2 separate regions of the Homo sapiens genome follow, and region 1 is linked to region 2. A link is a contact called in ENCODE Hi-C or POLR2A ChIA-PET data. All regions are on one chromosome and are shown on one strand. The core of a region is the stretch at or near the end of the contact, and the rest is flanking DNA. Distances in the headings are between cores, read along the strand shown. Region 1 overlaps SLC44A3-AS1 (SLC44A3 antisense RNA 1). Region 2 overlaps LOC105378861 (a long non-coding RNA gene).

The links. Hi-C counts contacts between places; a loop is a spot of excess contacts on that map. ChIA-PET counts read pairs that join two places held with the same protein, here RNA polymerase II (POLR2A).
Region 1: a loop to region 2 is called in a map of CD14-positive monocyte, with 2.4 times the contacts of the local background. The contact joins two enhancer-like sites. A Hi-C loop is called at or near these places in 2 of 168 maps with a recorded cell type or tissue (CD14-positive monocyte and posterior cingulate gyrus). POLR2A ChIA-PET finds 5 or more read pairs at or near these places in 1 of 52 experiments (PC-9).

The regions. Positions count from the first base shown.
Region 1 is chr1:94,771,144-94,774,951 of GRCh38, reverse strand. The region is part of intron 1 of SLC44A3-AS1 (SLC44A3 antisense RNA 1); the gene reads left to right. Among named protein-coding and RNA genes, the nearest start is that of MIR378G, 27 kb to the right of the region's middle. Within about 2 kb of position 2,516, at least 6 of the 41 ENCODE cell types and tissues checked have a DNase peak (open chromatin) inside an H3K27ac peak, as active enhancers do; they include PC-9, where a contact is called at or near this core.
Region 2 is chr1:94,600,182-94,603,850 of GRCh38, reverse strand. All of the region lies in intron 1 of LOC105378861 (a long non-coding RNA gene), which reads right to left. Among named protein-coding and RNA genes, the nearest start is that of MIR12133, 58 kb to the right of the region's middle. Within about 2 kb of position 1,255, at least 6 of the 41 ENCODE cell types and tissues checked have a DNase peak (open chromatin) inside an H3K27ac peak, as active enhancers do; they include PC-9, where a contact is called at or near this core.

The DNA.
Region 1 (3,808 bases), core at 1,267-3,766, 170 kb before region 2:
TAATCATCTAATGTCAGTCCCTGGCACACCCACTATATGACAGCAGGGATTGAGTCGGTCTTGTTCACCACCTGTGTGCCTAGCAAAGTGCCTGGCAGACTGGAGACACCTGCCAAACAAGTGCAAGGTTGGAGAATGAAAAGCTGGCCCTATCGTAGCAATTCTGCACCATCATGACACTTGGCCATGAAACTTTGCTGCCTCAGTTGCCTAATGAATCTAATGGGAATAAAAATCTATCCTCTCTCAAGGACCAGTTCTCTCTCTCTAAGTTGGGAAACACCATTGCTCAGAAAATACTGTTCTTCCCGTAGAGGCTTCAAACTGCTGTGGACTGGGAGCACTCTTCAAGGTGCTCTCTCATGCCATGGCCAATTTGTGCTCTTTTCCATGAATTAGAAGCAGGATGTTACTTTGGACAATACCCAATAAAATTGTTCATTTGATTATTGATGATTTGTCTGAAATATTTTGTTGAGCTCTTTTGTTGCCACACACTGAATCAGGCACTTGGGGCCCACTCAGACACTGCTCTGAGGGAAAGCCCTGGCCGATGACGGTAACAAGGGCAGGGGGTGCATGGGCCATGGGAGGCAGGCCAGGTGCTCAGGGAGAAGCCTTCTGATCCCCAGTGAATCTTGAAGGGCAGTTACAAATTAGCCAGCAAAAGACGACGTTCTAGTTGGAAAGGTCAGGATGATGAAAGCCTGCAGGGCGTGAGAACTCCCAGCCTGTGTAGAATCCATCTTTGCATGTTTTCTCGCGGTGCATATGGTTTAATGATTACTATTTCTTCCTAATCAGAGCAGTGTTAGGTGACTTCTGTTCCAGGTGGGAATGGGCTTTCTCTGCCCTTTTGGGAGCTTTCTCACCTTAAAGTATCTGCAAAGGCTGTCACCCAGTATGTTTCTGAGAAACCACATTCCTGACAGCTGACACCAGTATGGGGATGAGAAGGCATCTTGTTTCCCGCTACTTCCTGTAACAGGGATCCCAAGAGAGCACTGTGACTTATGATTCACTTCAGGGTCTTTCCATTTTTTGGAAATGGAAAGACCTCCTGCTGAGGCCCTGCCAACAGAGGTGGGAACAGGGGTGGGTACCCATGATCTGGGAGAGGTAAATAGGCTGAACTTTGGGGGCACCCAGAATCTTGAATTGAAAGGGGCTGAAATGAGCAGCTTGCCGGCCTCCTACAGATACTGGTGTCTGAAACCACCATAGAGGTTTAGTTGGGTGCACATTTGCTGTGGAGGAATAAGGTCTTAGCCAGTTGGGGCTGGTTTATCTTTAGGGTGGACTGCTGGGCAGCAGGCATGGGAGAGGCACACCCCAGTTCAGCCTGTTCCTCAGTACAGCAGCCTGCCTTGTTTTCCCTCAAGGCGGGTCTGCTTATGTTGACATTGATTCTCCTTGCAAAGTGACGCGTAGGCAGAGCTTCATTTACAGGTGATTATCAGTAAGTCCTGGGTTTCCATGAGATCATTTTGCTTTCTCCTGGGAGGTGAAGCCTCTTTCCTAACTCAGGCTGTCTCAGGGTTTTGCAGCCCTCTGTCACAACGAACTCATCAGTGGCTATTTCCTTACGAAGGCTTCTGATAGGTTCACATGCCAGAGTTTCCAACCTTCACCAGCAGCTCAGATTTATGCCCCAGTGAGCGAATGTACTCAGTACTAGTTCCTTCCTATCAGCTTAGGAAAGTGTGTAGTTCAAGGATTTAAATCATTTAAACAAACTTAATTGGGAAAAACAGACACTTTAACTTTCTACCTGATGTCCCCTTTGGTCCAGCCTAGCCACCTCCGGATTTATGATGCAGTGAGTATTGCTCTGTTATTTTATCTCACATATTTTCATGTTTCCTTTTTTTCTTCTTAACTGAGACCACAAATTAGAAAAAACCTTCAGATTCACTTCCTGCGTTGTACACTTGAGCACACAGGCCTAGGGACATCGATTGCCATACTTGAGATCATGCAGCTATTAAGGGGAGGGGATGAGCCAAGGATCCAGGCTCTTCTGATGCCCAGCTCAGGGCTCAATCCACACTGGCTCCATCTTTACATCTAGCCCTGGGTGTTCTTTTTTTATTATTTATTTTTTATTTTTTTGAGTCTCGCTCTGTCTCCCAGGCTGGAGTGCAATGGTGCGATCTCAGCTCACTGCAACCTCTGCCTCCAGGGTTCAGGTGATTCTCCTGCCTCAGCCTCCCAAATAGCTGGGCCTACAGGTGTGCACCACCATGCCTGGCTAACTTTTGTATTTTTAGTAGAGACAGGGTTTTGCCCTGTTGGCCAGCCTGCTCTCATACTCCTGACCTCAGGTGATTAACCCACCTTGGCCTCCCAAAGTGCTGCAATTACAGGCGTGAGCCACTGTGCCCGGCCTAGCCTTGGATGCTTTACTGCATCCGTTTCCCCAACCATTCATGGCTTTGTAACTAGAGCACAGTGTTCTTTCTGTAGAAGGTACTTAAGGAAAGTGTTGCCTAACTTTTTATTTGCTTGGGGTTGAAATGTCAGCTTGCGGGAAATGCTCTAGAAATGTGTGGGGAAACTCTGCTAAGCACCCTCCATGACTCTCTCATTTGGTTTTCAAGGACTGAGGTAGTGATGTCATTCATTCTTGAACAGAAAGAACTAGCCAAACTTGTTTTCAGAGTCTAACACTTTGAATAGAGGCTAGAATTCTCTTACTGACCATCACGCCATGTACAAAACATTGCCAATAAACTGCTGAATCTCTGCATCTCTTGGGCTTAAATGGAAAAGCGTCTTCTCCAACCTGGGGAATAAAGTATAGGCTTTGTAATTTTATGTAAGGAAAACCCAATACTAGTTACTCTTTCTGGCATGCTTACTATGTGCCACATATATGGTGCCTCTATTATGCTGTACAAATGTTAATTCATTCAATCCTTGGCCTTAAGTGGTAAAATTTATATTATTCTGAATTTTATAAAGGAAAAGAGTGAGGCTCAGTTGCTTTTCCAAAGTCGCACAGCTAGAAAGTGGCAAAGCATGGAGTCAAATTGACTATAAGCCCTGCAGACCAGAAAAGGTGACACTTTGCCTTTGAAGACACAACAAGAGGGCTTTCCTGGATGTCTGCCAGAAACTGCTGTCTTCTGGCAGGTTCTGGGCCTCTATTTTCCATGTTCAGACTCCTAAAGGGAACAGGAGAACACTTGTTTATTTCTGTCTTCTTCTGGTCCCACTTTTACATCCCATCCCCATGGGAGGGTAAAAAAAGAAGAGGAGGCCCATCCACCTCCACTTCTCCTCTTGATGTTTGCACCAGTGGCCATAGAGATGGGGACAGACCGGACTCTGGTGCCATGGACTGGCACATGGTCTCAAGTTTCTGGCCCTGGGGTTGGAATACAGTTCCACTTGCTCTGTAGGAGATCAGAGGGATGCTATTTACAAACATTGAGTTATGTGAACTCATTTCAGTGGATTTGGGAAAATTACTCTCCATGGGAATAAAAGTTATCAAGAAAGAATTTTTAAATACTCTATATATTTGCAGGTCGAATTTATTATTTCCTAATACAACTAATATAATTATCCTCTCCCATGTTCTTCAACAGATGTATTCCAGAAACATTTTGTCTGAATCTTTAAAAGACTGCTTTGCTTTTTCTGATATCAGGTCAATAGAGAAATGTGCCACCCTGCTAGTAAAAGCCAGTTTTTGAGCAATATCTGCATAACTGTTAAATGTGTTATTATTATTATTATTTTTTGTCTAACTTTCATCCTGCACTCTTCAGCAGAACTAAAGATACTCCCTGTTCCAAGGAAG
Region 2 (3,669 bases), core at 6-2,505:
CACATGCTGTTTCCTGTGCCCCTGCCTCATCCTCTGCCTGGATCCTCTCATGGGCCACCTCCTCACCTCATTCAGGACTCTGCCCAAATGCCACTTTCTCCAGAGAGGCTTTCTTGATGTATCCATGTAAAATAGCCTCCAACTCACTTCCACCATTCTCCATCCCTTTAGCCTTCTTTGTCTTTCTTTGTAGCGCTTAATAGTACTCAAGGTTATACTATGGATTGATTAATGTATTGGTGTATTAACCCTTGGATGTAAACAGGGACTTTTTCATCCTCAACACTGAGTCTTCAGGGCTGGAAGACAGACTGGTACAAGTTGGAGTTCAATAAATACTGGTTGAGTAAGTGAATAAGCAAAGCTCCTGGAGAGCAGGGCCACCTCTGCCCCAGTCCAGGGGACACAGTCAGTTCTCAGTAAGCACCAAGAAAGCAGGTGAGGATGGGAAAAGGAGAAGGAAGACAGGGAGAAGAAGAAAAGCACTATTCAGATTTCAACTTGACAATACTTATTTAGTGTTTCTTTGGTGCTAAACAAAGTGACACATATCTCATTTAATTCTCACATCCTGTGAAGTAGGTAATTTTAGCAAGAAAGGAGAAATATAAGGATGGTAGGCAGAAATGTGTTTGCATTAATTCCTTGATGCAGTCTTTACTTACGACAGAAAAAAGGCTATCATTAAAGATATGGACTTTGAATTGCTTATCTTTATGCAACTAAGCCACAAGAATTTTGTGTTTATTTTTTATGATTCAAAAGCATTAATCTTACAAGCTGTATAATTTGTATTTACTTTTGCTATATCTTCAAGATAAAGGATTCATTCTACCATCCACTGCTCCCCCAATCCAGCTTTTAAAAATCCCCCATGTAGTGATTCAGTTCATGGAACACCTGTGAGTTCCCTCTACAAATTGCTGCGTCAGTTTTTCTGCGGAAGGAGTCTTTCTAAGGATGTGTCCAAACTAAAATACCATTTTATAATAGCATTAAAACAGCATTTTAATCACTTGATCATTTTAATCACACAGCTTGCAAGACTCAAAATCTTCATAGTGTCCTCATCTGAAATTTTGGGGGCCCCTAAAACAATTTTTTTTGAAGTTGTCTCTCCTTATTAAAAGAAAGTACTCTTCAGTGGGTTAAGCTCCTCCTCATCTAACAAGGCATAAGCTGGTTGTTCTGTGGTTAAACCTGAGTTTACACAATAAGGATGTGGCTACTACCACAGGGTTGTGCAAAACAGGGGAATCTTACGACGTCTCGGCTTTGGGCAGGGTCCCAGTTTATGTGACAAACCCCAATCCAACGGCTCCCTATACCACTGGGCCAGCTGGCCAACCTGACTGGTCCCTCCAGTCCTCCCTCTGCGTACCAGCAGGACCTCATAAATTCAGGTTGGGGTTAGAATTAGGATTAGCGGTCACCCTCTTGTAGCTCAGACCCACTCGGTGCTGAAGCAGCTCCACGGGCTGCTTTCCAGAAGTGTCGAGGCTCTTAAAGGGCTAGTAATACTCAAATAATAACATGCGCCTAGCCAGAGACATTTAACCCCTGAAAAGTGTCAAGGATAATGGAAATGATAAACCCATGTCACTTCTGAGAGATATTTTGGGGGCTCATTTCTTTCTTTGTGTCCTGATGAAAGGAAAGGCAATTTGCATATTCTGCTGAACCCTGATTCTCAACCACCACAGTGTTCTGGACACTAAGTTGCATAATAGGAAATTTAGGGGAGACGCTTTCCCCTTAGAGCCTTCCTGCTGCATCTGCCACAGTTATCCCTTCAATAAACAGCCCCTCTCCATGTTATTTAAAACTCAGAAGTGCTCTCAACAACTCACTCCTGATCAATTATATGCCTAAGGTGAAGTTGGGCATGAGCAGGTATTTTGTAGTGAAATGAACTACCATTTGTATAACACATTGTATTTATGATACAGCTTCATTCTCAGCCCTGGGCTGGGTATTATTATGACCATTTTTGTTAGCGGGCAAACCCAGGTATAGAGGGGCTGATAACTTGTCCAAGATCATACAAGGAGAAGAGAAAGAAATGGAACTTGAATTCTGATCTTTGGACTTCACATTACAAGCAAGCAAGGCTAATCAAAGCAAGCCTAAACAAACCCAACTGTCACTCGGATGGAGATCCTCTAATGCCAACACCAGACAGAAATACCACATTCTTGCCCAGGAAAATATACTGGGGGTACTTATGGCTAACAGAATTATAGGATGATGACAAATGGGTCCGCTGAAGACAGGGGTAAACACCCAACAAGTTTTGGTAGCCTCAGAGGGCAGTGCATCAGAATGATCTGATAACTGGCTTTCATACAAATGCTCTTAAATCAGCAGGGCAAATGGGATCTGATACTGCATTCTTGTTTCACAAGGCAGTGGGTTAGCTGGAGATTTGGGAAACTCTTACATCAAAAAATGATTAACACAAACATTAAGACCCTCAAGAGATATGATTTAAATACTGGAATATTTTATTTCTCTGAAATGCCTCATCCCCTGATGATCCCTGACAAATCAGATGCTACTATATAGATCTGCTGATCTCTCAGATCTAAGTTTCAGCACAATGTTCAAAGTTGCAGCTTTAAACAATGACAAAAAAATTACAGTTAAACTTCTCACAACCCTATATTGTTTCAGTCTAGGAAATGAAAATAAAGTCTGCTTTTACCCAGTGAGCCTCTAAAATTCCCAAATCCTTGGTAACAGATGAAGTAACTGACATAACTTGCTGCTTTCATGTGCATAAAACATCATTTTATTTTTTTCAGTCTCCCATGCACCAGGTTTTCAGTGAGTACCAAAAAACTAAACATATTTTCCAGAGTAAAATGTAGCATATTCCCAATTCTTAAGGCTCCTCGGAGGATTAAATGCTATTTAATGGACAGGAGAACTTGTTCTGATAAGTTTCTCAGACACTGCAACAGTGTAGGTGGAAGTGGCAGAGAACATGAGGGATGCAGTTGTCCACCACCCCGGGTCACCCTCTCAATCTCCTCCTTTCCTCCAGGAGAGGAGGCTGGCTTTCCAGGTGCCCTGGGCTTGGGCAGAGGAAGCTCTTGTCCCTCCCTGCTCAGTGCCCTGCTCAGCTACCATTCAGGTGAGGCTGCCCTGCTCCTGGGGAGTCAGGCTAAGTCTAACCCACAGAGAGAGAAGCTGTATCTGGACAAGTCTCTAGAGCCTCCTCCCCAGTGACCTTGGCTAGTGACAACCTATTCAGATGGGAACAGAACTATGCTCATTCCACACTTTGAGCTTTTCCCATGGAAATTTGTCATCATCTAACTATAGAATGTCTGTAAATGGAAAACTGAAAATGCCGATAATAAGCCCTCTCTATTGTGACTTGTGTTGGTGTTTGGCCCTCTTAGAGAATGTCTGCTGCTTTATATTAAAAAAAATATGTATATATATATATATATATATATGACAGAAAGGGAAGCCTATTATGTTACCCCCTTTCAAAATTTTTTGATGACTTTCTCCTTTCTACATAATAAAGCCTGGGGTTCTTATTCTAGCATGTACAGCCTGCTGCGAGCTACTTCAAACTACTTTCCCAGTTTTTTCTCTCATCTCATTCCACCCCATCTCCATGCCCATGTCCATTCTAAAAACATGCACATACACACT